2 separate regions of the Homo sapiens genome follow, and region 1 is linked to region 2. Evidence: chromatin contacts called from ENCODE Hi-C or POLR2A ChIA-PET data. All regions are on one chromosome and are shown on one strand. The core of a region is the stretch at or near the end of the contact, and the rest is flanking DNA. Distances in the headings are between cores, read along the strand shown. Region 1 overlaps HRH1 (histamine receptor H1). Region 2 has its middle 59 kb from the start of HRH1.

Region 1 (6,917 bases), core at 3,066-5,565, 89 kb after region 2:
ACATTTGTTATTGTCTTTTTTATTTTAACGACCCTAGTGTGTAGGAAGTACTATCTCATTGTGGTTTTGATTTGCATTGATGGCTAATGATGTTGAGTGCCTTTTCATGGGCTTATTGACCATTTATATATCTTCTTTGAAGAAATATCTATTCAGATCCCTTGCTCTTTTTTTTTTTTTTTTTTTTTTGAGACGGAGTCTCGCTCCGTCGCCCAGGCTGGAGCGCAGTGGCGCGATCTTAGCTCACTGCAAGCTCTGCCTCCCGGGTTTACAACATTCTCCTGCCTCAGCCTCCCGAGTAGCCGGGACTACAGGCGCCCGCCACTGCGCCCAGCTAATTTTTTGTATTTTTAGTAGAGACAGGGTTTCACCATGTTAGCCAGGATGGTCTCGATCTCCTGACCTCGTGATCCTCCCGCCTTGGCTTCCCAAAGTGCTGGGATTACAGGCATGAGCCACCACGCCTGGCCCCCTTGCTCATTTTTAAATTAATTTGTCTTTCCATTGTTCATGCATAAAAATTCTTTCTTTTATGTTTCTGAGGCGGAGTCTTGCTCTGTCACCCAGGCTAGAGTGCAGTGACACAATCTCGGCTCACTGCAACCTCCGCCTCCCTGGTTCAAGCAATTCTCCTGCCTTAGCCTCCCTAGTAGCTGGGATTACAGGTGCCTGCCACCGCACCTGGCTAATTTTTGTATTTTTAGTAGAGACAGGGTTTCACCATCTTGGCCAGGCTGATCTCCAACTCCTGACCTTGTGATCCACCCCGCCTTGGCCTCCCAAAGTGCTGGGATTACAAGTGTGAGCCACCGCGCCCGGCCCGTAAAAATTCTTATATTTTCTGGATATTGCCCCTTATCAGATATATAGGGTCTCAGTTCCCTCATCTGTAACTTGCTGTGTTCCTAGATTAAATACAAAGTACGTAATGGGCCTGACATACATCAGGTGGCTGTTAGCTGTTACCATTAATAGAACATTCTTTTAATTCATGGAACTTCAGGGCCATATAAGCCTCCAGATATCATCCAGTCTGACCCTCCCCTATCTATCCATTTCATGGATGAAGGAACTCAGCCCAGGGAGGGAAAATTACTTCCTGCTCAGGCCTTCAGCAGTGGTTCTCAGCACATCTGGAATGAGCGCAGCTGCGTGCCTGTGGGCAGGTCATCTCAGTGTATGCATCTGTGAAATGGAGGGGAGGGAGGGTGCTGCAGCAAGCCTGTATGAAGCTTCTCCAGTGTGGTAAGCACTGCCCCAAAGCATCCTGCCCGTATCCTGTTCAGTCCTCCCAACTGCCCTGAGATGCTCCTATTTCACAGAGGTATAGAAACTGATACTCAGAGAGGTGAAGTTTCTTACCTAAGGGCTCATGTTTAGGAAGTGACAGAATCAGTATCAAACCCAGGATTTTCCAGGCCCAGTGCCTGTCCTCTCTTTTGCTGCCACACCTTGCCTCCTAGGATACTCCATCTCCTGGGACCCCTATAAAGCACTTTTCCCTTTTTTTCCTTTTCTGATATTTATTGTTATTATATCAGAAATGTTCTAATAACCACAGAGCAACCTCAGGAAAATGGAAGATGCACTCCTCCCGCCCCCTGGCCATCTCTGATGCTTTCATCATCTCTTAGACCCACTGGAGCTGAAACTTTCTAATGCAATCCAGGCTTAGCCCAGTCCCACCTTTTTAAAGTGGTGGCCTGAGGAGGCTTGGAATGTAACCATGTCCAAGGCCAACCTCAGCCTAGACAGTGCTGAGTTTGGGGGACAAGGATTCCTTGGGGCTGTCCTGTACGTCAGGCTGATCTGCTTCCTCACGGCGGCAGGGTCAGGTGGAGGTGTCCTTTGGCAGGAAACCTCAGATTCTAAAGCAGTTTTTGTTAGCCAGAGGTGGTCTTGACCCTAGGGACACTTGGCAATGTCTAGAGGCATTTTTGGCTGTCAGAACTCACAAAGGAGGGTGCTACTGGCAACGAGTAGGTAGGGGTCGGGGATGCTCCTAAACCTCCTACAGTGCACAGGGCAGCCCCCAACACAGAATTTTCCTGCCCCAAAGCGCCTGTAGTACAGAGGTTGAGAAATCCTGCTCTAGGCAAACACAGCTACAGAACTGGTCCTGCTCTCCCCGTGGGCCCTGCCGGGGCGGCGGCATGCATGTACATGAGGGTGAATCCCACAGCTAAGGAAGACCTTCTTTCCTTGATTTCCAGGGCATCTTTTTGTGCCGTTTGCCTTTCCATGTTCTAGGCTGGAAATTTCTTTTTTTTTTTTTAAGAAGGAGTCTCGCTCTGTCGCCCAGGCTGGAGTGCAGTGGTGCGATCTCGGCTCACTGCAAGCTTAGGCTGGAAATTTCAAATAAGCTTGTGATGAAACCCACAGTAGGAAAGCTTGCTTTTTTTTTTTTTTTTTTTTTTTTAAAGCACTGGCCATCTTATTCCCATGGCAGGTCCTTGCTGCTCAGAGAGGCAGGCCGTGTGACTGGTCCTTGGTGCTCAGAGAGGCAGGCGGTGTGATGGTTTTTGCCATTTCTCCATGCCTGGGACCTCCTAAGGTCAGGCATTGTGTCTCATTCACTGCTGCATCTCCAGTGCCCGGCACAGTAAATGAACAGAGCCAGTGCTCAGGCAGAGGGTGCCAAGTGAAAACAGGATTAAAAGTCCCCCAGTCTTGGCCATAGCTGGCCCCCACCTTCCACCTCCAACTCAAATCTTAACATAATGAGAGCAAATCATTACGTAAAACTTACTATATCTGACAGGCACGATTCTAAGTCCTTTACATATATTAACGCAGTTAATCTTCACACAACCTATGAGGCAGATGCTATTATTATCCCCGTTTTACAGATGAAGAAATAGAGACACGGAGAGGTTAAGTAACTTGCCTAAAATCGCACCACTCAGGAGTAGCAGCAGAAGCGGAATCTGAACGCAGGCGGTCCATCTCCAAGCTCTTCACCACTGAATGTCTTGCTTCCTCTCTTAGAATGGCCAGTGGAGCACAGCCTACCCTCTTTTGTGTCTGAGGTCGGCTTCCTCCCAGACAGGCATAAATTCTCAGAGCTTAAATTCTTCCCTGTCATGTCAGGCATTATCAGGAGTGGCAGAAGTGCTTTCCTAACACGCCGAGATAATGATTTCCAAGCACAAGGAAAAGAATCAGGCTAATCTTGGCCGGGCCCGATGACTCGCACCTGTAATCCAATAGTTTGGGAGGCCGAGGCGGGCGGATCACCTGAGGTCAGGAGTTCAAGACCAGCCTGGCCAACTTGGTGAAACCCCGTCTCTACTAAAAATACTAAAACTTAGCTGGGTGTGGTGGTGGGCACCTGTAGTCCCAGCTATTTGGGAGGCTGAGGCAGGAGAAATCACTTGAACCTGGGAGGCAGAGGTTGCAGTGAGCGGAGATCAGGCCACTGCACTCCAGCCTGGGCAACAGAGCCAGACTCCATTTCAAAAAAAAAAAAAAAAAAGAATCAGGCTAATTTTGATAGGCTCAGTGGACATGGGGTTTAGCCATCGGCTTTGTTTTTCCATTGCATTTAAAGTTTTTATTAAAATGAACAGTACTAATTTAAAAAAAAAAAAAACCCTGCCAGTAGCTTCCCATTGTATCATGGGCCCCAAATATACATCCTCAGGTAAAAACCTGGGGACTGTGAAAAAACATTTGAAGTGCCTGGGTCCTAGTGCTATAAATTCAGATTCAGAAAGTCTGGGGTAAGGCATCCCTGGAAATTCTAAAGGATAGCCAGAGAGGGCAGGAGCCTGGAGCATAGCGCTGAGGCTCAGGAACCTGCACTTTCACTCATTGAGGACTAAACTGCTTCTCACTGATGAAAACATCCTTCGAGTTCTGGCTCATAAGTCACCTCCTCTGGGAAGCCTTCCCTGAATTTTCAAAGTAGTAAGTCACTCCCCTGACCTCCCACAGCACTTTGTCTACCCATTAAATGTGGCACTGCAGGGTAATTATTTATTTGGTCCTTTTGAGCAAGAACTGTGTCTCACCTGCCTCTGTATACCCAGCACTCTCAGTGTTGAGGATGAAGTTGGCGCTCCATGAATGCTTATTGAGCAACTAGAGGACTAAACAGACACTCCACTTTGGCCCCTGTCAAGATTGCCTTGTGGTCTGGCCTTTAGACCAAGAAGACCTGAGTTGTAACTTTGCCACTTTCTCGGGTGAGCTGTGTCTGAGTCTTCATTTGCCTATCTGGAAAATGGGGATAATGACAGTCCCTCCCTCCTGGGGGAGCTCCGATGACACAGGCCAATAGTGGTGATGGTGTTTGTAAACCCTGCGGTGTCGTGTTGGTGCACATGTGTGGAGGAGGTGGGGTGGGGCCTGTTATTCCTGTCCTGGAATGTTGGCACTCAGACGTTGTTTACGGTAACTTCTGGGCTCTGTGCCTGACTTCCCAGGGCTCCGGCACTTGCTGGGGTAGATGGCAGTTCCACGTATGAGTATGTGATGCCTCCCAGCAATGGCATCACCAGATTTGTTAGGTGTTCTGTGGAAGCCCCGACCTCCAGCCCCCTCCAACCCCCTTCCAGATTTCCTGCTCTGCCGAGAATTCCCTTGCTCCTCCTGCCCACCTTGCAGAGCCTCCAGTGGGTTCCTGGGCCCCTCCCAAGCAAGATCGAGCCCTGTTTTAAGCCCTTTCAATGCTGGGCTCTGAGTCAGGTTTGGCATCCGGACAACTCCACCTTTTCCTGTTTCTAGGGACCTACCTGTAGGAGTTCTATACCTCTGGGATGTGGGCAGCCTGACCTCTAGATGTATTGAGCAGCTGTCATAAAGCTATGCCGCTTGCTCCCTGCTAAATTGCAGCCAAAGTGATGGGCATTATCTGCTTCAGAACAGGAGAGAGCTGTTCTGCCATCATGCCAGTGCCCTTATTCATCATCACCACAGCTTTTACCATTGCACCTTTGCCCAGTATCAGATGAGTGGATCCTTGCAGCATGGCATAGATATCATTATTATTATAACCATTTTGCAGAAGTGAAAACTGAGGCCCCAAGAGGTGAGCTAACTAACCCAAGAGTAATCTCCCCTTGAGCCACTCACTGTTGCATTTACTCACTGAATAAATGAAGAGGAAGGAAGAGCTGACTTTAATGCCTGGAGCTTCTCCCTGCCTTGGAGGTCGGGATCTGAGACCACTCTGATTCCTCTCACAGGGCTAAGGGACCATCATCACATAGTTATGGGTGTTCATGTAGCACAGGCTGGGGGACCTAATTTCTAGTCTGTTTTGTGCCACAGGTTGTTTTGGGCTAACACTTTTAGGTCTGAGAGTGCCTGGATCTGCTCTAGGTAATCAGGCAGACAGGCAGCACAGAAGACAGTTCAGAAACAGACCCAAATGCAGATAGGAATTTAGTATGTATGAAAGGTGGCATTACAAATCACTGGAGAAAAGATAGATTATTCAATAAATGGGCTTGGAGCAATTGAAGAACCACCTGGAAAATATTAAGTTGGATTGCAGCACACTCCTTTCTCCAGAATTAATTCCAGATGGATCCAAAATTTAAATTAAAAAAGATAAAAGTATGCAAGTACTGGAAGGTATGACGTTCTTAAAATAATCTCAGGGTTATACAATTCCAGACCTTCCCTTTCCCAAGCCTCAGAGGAGGCTGGGGCCAGAGGGGGTCCTCTGGCCTGGAATAACCCAACTTCAGGATCGTAAGTGTGAGCCCTACTTTCCACTACTGACAAAGATATCTTTTTCTCTGCTGAACAGAATTACTAATACTTAAGCAAAGAGTTTCAGTCTCCTGTGACACAAACACAGATATTTGTTAAAAGGGTATAGGAGGCTCCTAAGAAACTGGGATGGGCCATTTGGAAAGTCAGCTGAAAATCTGTCCGTAATTTTTTTTTCTTTTAACTACAAAGGTTATATAATAGAATTACAAAACATTTTGAAGAAGAGAAAAATAATATCTAAAAATATAATAATATATAAAAATAATAAAACACATGACCTTGCACAGACCACTCAACGTTACTGAGCCCATTCTGTAAAATGGGGGCAAAACCTACCCTGCTCACCCAGAGGGTTTCTGGGAAGGTCAGAAGAGATAACTGATGCAAATATACTTAGTTTCTAAGTCCTGCACATGCTGTAGCAAAGTCAGGTATGCATTATTTCATATTTGGCAAACTTATGCATGCAGGAACAGGAATGAGGACATTAAGTCTAATGATACTCCTGTCTTCAGGAAGCATCAATCCTCAATCCCAACCCTCAATCCCAACTCCTACGATGATTTGTATTTTTGTGTTGTTGTAAACATGTAAACGTGGTGTACATTCTGTTTTCTGTCCTGCTCTTCTTTCTTAAGGTGTTTTTCCACGTTGCTGAAGTCTCTGTAGCCTCCAGTTGTAATGGTTGCATAAGGTTACATCAACTGCTTTTGCCTCATTGACTTAACATTTCCCAATTGCTAAACATTTCAATTTCATCTCATTTTTCCTGTTATTAAAATGTGTGATGCAAAGCTTTCCTGTGTATAACATAGAAAATAATTCTTTAAGGGGATGTTGTTCAAGCCAAGTCAGCAAAGAGATACAAATGGACAGAAAATGTTTGGGGGAAAAATAGCCACCTTCATTAATAAGTAAATTAAAATTAGGATACACGTGAACTATCGTTGTTTAACTTTATCAAATTGGCATTCAATTTTTTTTAATTGACAATATCTAGCATTGGTAAGAATGCAATCAAAGCATAAAGCAGCATGGCTTTTAAGGAGAGCAGATTGATTATATGTAAAGACCTTTAAGAATATCCATGCCTTTTGATTCTGTAATTCCACTTGTAGGAAGTTATAAAGAATCAGGCCAGGTGAGGTGGCTGACACTTGTAATCTCAACACCTTGGGAAGCCGAGGCGGGTG
Region 2 (6,495 bases), core at 3,467-5,966:
TCCTGGGCGCAGCTGCACACTCCCAGCAACGCCTGCAAGCCCAGGCATCTCTGCACTCTCTGTCACCCCTGTCCCTGCAGGCTCAGAGATGTCTGCTCCCACTGTCTACTCCCAGTGCCCCACTCTGATCTCAGAATAAGTATGGGGCTGAGCTAGGGCACTGTTGCAGCCCATCCGGGCTTGTTCACCTTGGAACAAACAGCCTGGGCACTATGAATGGCAGCAGGAGGCGGACAGGCTCCAGTGTCAAGGGGGTGGGTCCCTGGTGAAGCCCCACCCTCAAGCTGGTAGGGCCTGATGCCTGGAGGCCAGACTTCCAGTCCTGTGGACTGGAGTGGGAACTTGTGGTGCCTTTTCTGGACCCACCTGTGGCCTCCCATGTACCAACCTGCACGCACATCCTCCCCTCTGAGGCCCATAGAAAGCCTTGGACTCAGCCAGACCCAGGAGACAACAGTACAGCCAGCTGCAGAGAGGAGCTACTCACCCCAGGATCCCCTCTGCTGACAGTTGAACACTTGTTGGGATGAGCTGCCTGCAAAGAACAGCTACCCTCTCTGCTGAGAGCTGAACACTCGTCTGGACAACCTACCTGCAGAGAGCAGCTACTCTCTCTGCTAGGAGCTGAACACTCTTCAGGACACCCTGGCTATAGGGAGGAGCTACCCACTGCAGGTCTCCTCTGAGTGGGTCTCCTCTGAGCTGTTCCATCACTCAATAAAACTCCTTTTCATCTTGCTCCTCCACTTGTCTGCGTACCTCATTCTTCTTGGACACAAGACAAGAACTTGGGACCTGCCAAATGGCAGGGCAAGAAGAGCTGTAACACAAACAGGGCTGAAACATGCCTCTTGCTCATCACATTGTGGGTGACCAGAAGGAGAGAAGAGCTGTGACCCTTTGGGGAGCCTAGACCTAGGAGCTCCCTGAGCCAGGGCTGTGACCCCCTTTTTAGGGCTCTGAGGTTCCTGGTGTCTCCAAGCTTCCAGCCACCACCACTGCATTCCCCAGTGTCAGCCATGGAAGCTGCTTATGGTATGCCTGGTCCAGCTGCAGCCTCACAGGGACCCTGCACCTATGCCAGCATCTGGAGTTGCCTGCCCCACCACAGTGGCTATGCCTGGCTGTGCACAGTGGCCAGACCCCACACTCGCTCACACACCCCTCACCGTTCCACACCTGGCTCACCCTTGAGATGCAGGCCAGTAGTGCGAGCCAAGTGCAGCCCTCCAGGCTCAGGGGGCAAAGCAAGCCAAATGGGCCAGAGCAAAATGCAGGCAAAGGCGCCACACTGGCCACAGAGGTTTCCAGCCGGCGAAGCGACACCCTAAGAATCCCGTAACAATAGCTATGTCTATTTCTTAGGAAGCAATTAAGCCTCTGTGGTACAGTTCCTGGAACTGGGGCCTGAAACTGACAGGATAAGGGATTCCTCCCCAGAGACTAAAAGGGTCCATTAGGATCTAGAAGCAGGAGAAGCCTGCCCCTCTAGTGTGAATGGTGAACCTATGAAAGTGGAATCACTTCAGAAAAGAAAAAGGGGGGGAAGCTAACATTTATCAAGGGCCCACTATCTGCTGCTAAACACAATATATGACAGGCTTTCAGTCCTCCTGAGAGGTGACAGCGTGCTTGCAGCCCTCGTAGCCCTCGCTCGCTCTTGGTGCCTCCTCAGCCTCGGCACCCATTCTGGCAGCGCTTGAGGAGCCCTTCAGCCTGCCGCTGCACTGTGGGAGCCCCTTCCTGGCATGGCTGAGGCCGGAGCCGACTCCCTCAACCTGCGGGGAGGTGCAGCGGGACAGGAGAGAGAGGCACGGGCGGGAACCGGGGCTGCGCGCTGCGCTTGTGGGTCAGCTAGAGTTCCGGGTGGGCGTGGGCTTGGCGGGCCCTGCACTCGGACAGGCCCGCCGGCCCCAGGCAGTGAGGGGCTTAGCACCCGGGCCAGCAGCTGCGGAGGGTGCGCTGGGTCCCCCAGCAGTGCAGACCCACCGCTGCTGCGCTCGATTTCTCACCGACCCTTAGCTGCCTCCCCGCGGGGCAGGGCTCGGGACCTGCAGCCTTTCATGCCTGAACCTCCCCTACGAGCGCCGCCCCCTGCTCCAGGGCACCAGGTCCCATCACCACCCAAGGGCTGAGGAGTGCAGACGCCCCAGGGCAGGACTGGCAGGCAGCTCCACCTGCGGCCCCTGTGTGGGATCCACTGGATGAAGCCAGCTGGGCTCCTGAGTCTGGTGGGGGCTTGGAGAACCTTTGTGTCAAGCTAGGGTATTGTAAATACACAAATCACCACCCTGTACCTAGCTCAAGGTTTGTAAACACACCAATCAGCACCCTGTGTCTAGCTCAGGGTTTGTGGATGCACCAATCGGCACTCTGTATCTAGCTAATCTGGTGGGGACTTGGAGAATCTTTGTGTCTAGCTCAGGGTTTGTAAATACACCAATTCACATTGTGTATCTGGCTAATCTAGTAGGGAAGTGGAGAACTTTTGTGTCTAGCTGAGGGATTGTAAATGCACCAATCAGCACCCTGTCAAAACGGACCAATCAGCTCTCTGTAAAACAGACCAATCGGCTCTCTGTAAAATGGACCAATCAGCAGGATGTGGGTGGGGCCAGATAAGAGAAAAAAGCAGGCAGCCTGAGCCGGCAGTCGCAACCTGCTTGGGTCTTCTTTCACGCTGTAGAAGCTTTGTTGTTATACTCTCTACAGTAAATCTTGCAAGTGCTAAGTCTTTGGGTCCGCACTGCGTTTATGAGCTGTAACATTCACTGTGAAAGTCTGCAGCTTCACTCCTGCAGCCAGGGAGACCACGAACCTGCAAGGAAGAAGGAACAACTCCAGATGCGCCGCCTTAAAAGCTGTAATACTCGCTGTGAAGGTCTGCAGCTTCATTCCTGAGCCAGCGAAACCACTGAACCCACCAGAAGGAAGAAACTCCAAACACATCTGAATATCTGAAGGAACAAACTCCGGACACGCTGCCTTTAAGAACTGTAACAGTCACCGTGAGCGTCCGTGATTTCATTCTGGAAGTCAGTGAGACCAAGAACCCACCAATTCTGGACACACTTCTAGTAACCATTCTGAGCAGGCATCATAGTTTATCCATGTTCTCAGCAGGAAGCTGAGGCTCAGAAAGGAAGAGCAACTGGAGCGAGATCACACAGCCCACAAATGGCAGAGCTGGATTCAAACACAGGTCTGTCTGACTCCAAAGTCAGCATTCTTTCCTTCCATGAAGTACAGTCGGCTTTTAGCAGGAGATAGTGACATCCCAGGGACATTTCTAACTCAGTTTCTGGAAAGCCCCATCCAAAACCGACTAATGTGTTGGATAGACCAGGTAATGCCCAGTGGCCAATTCTCAAGTTGCACGTAGTAGACAGGGAAAGGGTGTAGGCCGGTGACCAAATCTCCCTTGAGATACATGGTCTGGCTCAGGATAGGTGTGCACAAACATTTCCAGGTGCATGGAAGTAAGGCAGAATGATAGGCAAGCTGGTGACACCAGATGGTAGGCAGCCATTGTCCCAAGTCCCTGAGGGCCTCCCACCACTACCCCAACCACCTTCCTTGGTCACCCCAAACTTCCTTATGATCCAGGAACTAAAGGGAGCTTCCAGGCCTCAGCTGCTCTGCCAGCCTCTGGCTCTTAAGTATGTTTGCTATTGCTCCTGCTGAGACACATAGACTAGATTCTCAGCCTGCTCTGGGTCCAACCCTGTTCGATCTACAGTAGGCAGGACACATGCATTTATGTTCCTAAGTCGTCTTTCTCATGCAGCTGAAATAGAGTTACTATTTCTTCACTGCGTATTTTGTGAACTCAACGTAAGTTCTGGGCAGTGGGTATTTTACCTCCTGTAGGAGTCGCCGTTGGGGCTGCAGAACTAAGCCAGTGTGCCTAGCCTCCAGCTGTGTAATAGCTCGCAGCTGTCCCCATTCTCCTGTCTCTGTTAACAGGAGCATACACGGTTGGGAGCCTCCAAGAGCATCCCATATTAATGACTGACATGGGGGTGCAAAAGGTTGCCCGTATCTCAGCTGGGGCAGGAACAATTTAATGGGGTATGACCAATTCTATAGCCCCCAGTGGGTCAGACCAAAGCCAAACTTACTTGAGGCTGCTTCAGTGCTCAGCCAACTACCCTTCCATATCCTGCTTTCCCACCCACACGTTCCCGTAAAGAGCAGCCTTCCAATAACTGACGTGTACCCAAAGCCTTAAGGTGCCTCCGCTCCATTTTACAGATGTGGAATCTGAGGCTTGCATAGGATGTCCTCCAGCTTGGTCTGTCCCTAAAATTCAAGCCCTTTCTGTTCCTTCATCCTGCCTGGATGGAATAGAAAGCAGACAGTTTGGGAGCGGAAACCCCACATCGCCGCAGGGATGGGCAGCTTTTCTTCCCACAGCTGCAGCCGACCTCCCTGGGCAGAGCAGGCGCCTCTCGCCTCCTCCCCCGCAGTGAGTCATCACCCACGCTGAGCGAGGAGAAAGTCTGAGCGGGCGCTGGGCTGGCGGTAACACTCCAAATGAGATTTAACAGAAGCCTCCGTCGCGCTCTGCTTAGGAAAGCAGGGGCTGTGGCTGTGGGGGAGGCTCTTCACTCCTGGTCCCCCGGGGGCTGGGGACGGTTGGGGGAAGAGGGGTGCCAAGGGTGCCCTGCCTCCAGCTGAGCCTCTCCTCAGAGACAAGCTTTCCAAGGTGTTGCAGGAAGGAGGAGGCAGATGAGAAAGCCCAGACACTGGGGGCTAAGCTGACTCAGCCACCAAAGCAGCAGAGCTGAGCTGAGGGAGCCACAGTGTGCCCGGAACACATGGCAATACTGAGCCAGGTCCTCCTGCAACCTGTTTCAACACCTCCCATGGCTCCCCAGGGCCCTAAAACACTAGAGTCAAACGCTTTAGCCCTGAAATCCTGGCTCTTCTCATTGGGCTCCAGACACTGTCCCTTAAGTCATCACATCTGCCCCTCACTTTTTACATTTTTTTTAATTGAAGTGAAATTTACATATATTGAGATGCATGGATTTTGGGTCACAGATAAATGTATTTTGGTAAGTGTATACACCTGTGTACTCAACACAGTTCTCAGGATATAGGACATTGCTGCCACTCCAGAGGGTTTTCTCATGTTTCTTTCCAGTTAACCCTCTTAGGCAATTGCTGTCCTGATTTCTATCACCATGAATTGGATGTACCTGTTGTGGAACATCAAATAAATGGAACTACACAATAAGTACTTTCAGGGGCTAGCTGCTTTCACTCAACATCATGTGTATGAAACTCATCCATGTAGGGCTTGTCGCAGTAGCTTCTTCCTTTTTTATATTTATTTATTTATTTAGAGACGGAGTCTTGCTCTTTCGCCAGGCTGGAGTGCAGTGGCGCGATCTCGGCTCACTGCAACCTCCGCCCCTGTGTTCAAGCGATTCTCATGCCTCAGCCTCCCAAGTAGCTGGGATTACAGGCATGTGCCACCACACCCAGCTAATTTTTGTATTTTTAGTAGAGATGGGGTTTCACTATGTTGGCCAGGCTGGTCTTGATCTGCTGACCTCGTGATCCGCCGGCCTCGGCCTCCCAAAGTGTTGGGATTACAGGCATGAGCCACTGTGCCCAGCCAGCTGCTTCCTTTTTATTACTGAGCGATATTCCATAGTATGAATATGTCACAATTTGTTTATCCATCCTCCTGAGGTAGACGTTGGGTTGTTTCTACTTTTGGCTGTTATGAATAAGGCTGCTATGAACATTCTTGAGCAAGTCTTTCTGTGGGCATATTTTCATTTCTCACAGATTAATAGCTAGGAGGGGAATGGTGGATCATAAGGCAGGTGTTGTTTAACTTCATAAGAGACTAACAAACTGTCCTCCAAAATGAATCTATCATTTTCTACTCCTACCAGCAATATTTGATTATTTGAGCTGCTTTATATCCTCAAAACATTAGGCTTTTCAATGCTTTTGCTTTCGGGAATGCTATTTCCCTGATGACTTACGAAGTTGAGCACTTCACATGCTCAGGGGCCATTGGTGCATATTATTCGATGAAGCATCTGTTCAAGTCTTTTGCCCATTTAAAAACAGTCTTATGGTTTATTTGTACTTTCTGTTAACTTTTTTTTAAAACTAATGAATAGGAGTAAAATATTCTATAAGTCAACTTTTCTTAACTCATTTGTGCTGCTGAGCTACACATAATGCAATTCCAAGATGGGATTCTCCTCGTTCTGAGCTAACATGTTTGCTAGATGTCCAGTGACTGGAGAAGGGAACTTCCCTGGAGAATCTCTGGCAGGCAGGATGGCGGTCATGGTGCATCTTTGGTTGGTACTATTTCATCTTAAATCTCCCTGGAGAACACTGGATTTAACATTGTCCATGTACTTCCTTCTAGCTCATTGAATACGTTGATATGAGGTCAAATATATAAAAATTGAATTTATCATATGCTATTGAGATAACTTAATAAAGGTATTGCCTTCCTAT

Evidence for each region. Hi-C counts contacts between places; a loop is a spot of excess contacts on that map. ChIA-PET counts read pairs that join two places held with the same protein, here RNA polymerase II (POLR2A). Pooled maps may share reads with other maps.
Region 1: a loop to region 2 is called in a pooled map, with 2.2 times the contacts of the local background. The contact joins two enhancer-like sites. A Hi-C loop is called at or near these places in 1 of 50 pooled maps. POLR2A ChIA-PET finds 5 or more read pairs at or near these places in 2 of 52 experiments (activated naive CD4-positive, alpha-beta T cell and endothelial cell of umbilical vein).

The regions. Positions count from the first base shown.
Region 1 is chr3:11,181,461-11,188,377 of GRCh38, forward strand. All of the region lies in intron 1 of HRH1 (histamine receptor H1), which reads left to right. Among named protein-coding and RNA genes, the nearest start is that of HRH1, 30 kb to the left of the region's middle. Within about 2 kb of position 4,316, at least 12 of the 41 ENCODE cell types and tissues checked have a DNase peak (open chromatin) inside an H3K27ac peak, as active enhancers do.
Region 2 is chr3:11,092,240-11,098,734 of GRCh38, forward strand. No RefSeq gene overlaps it. Among named protein-coding and RNA genes, the nearest start is that of HRH1, 59 kb to the right of the region's middle. Within about 2 kb of position 4,717, at least 19 of the 41 ENCODE cell types and tissues checked have a DNase peak (open chromatin) inside an H3K27ac peak, as active enhancers do.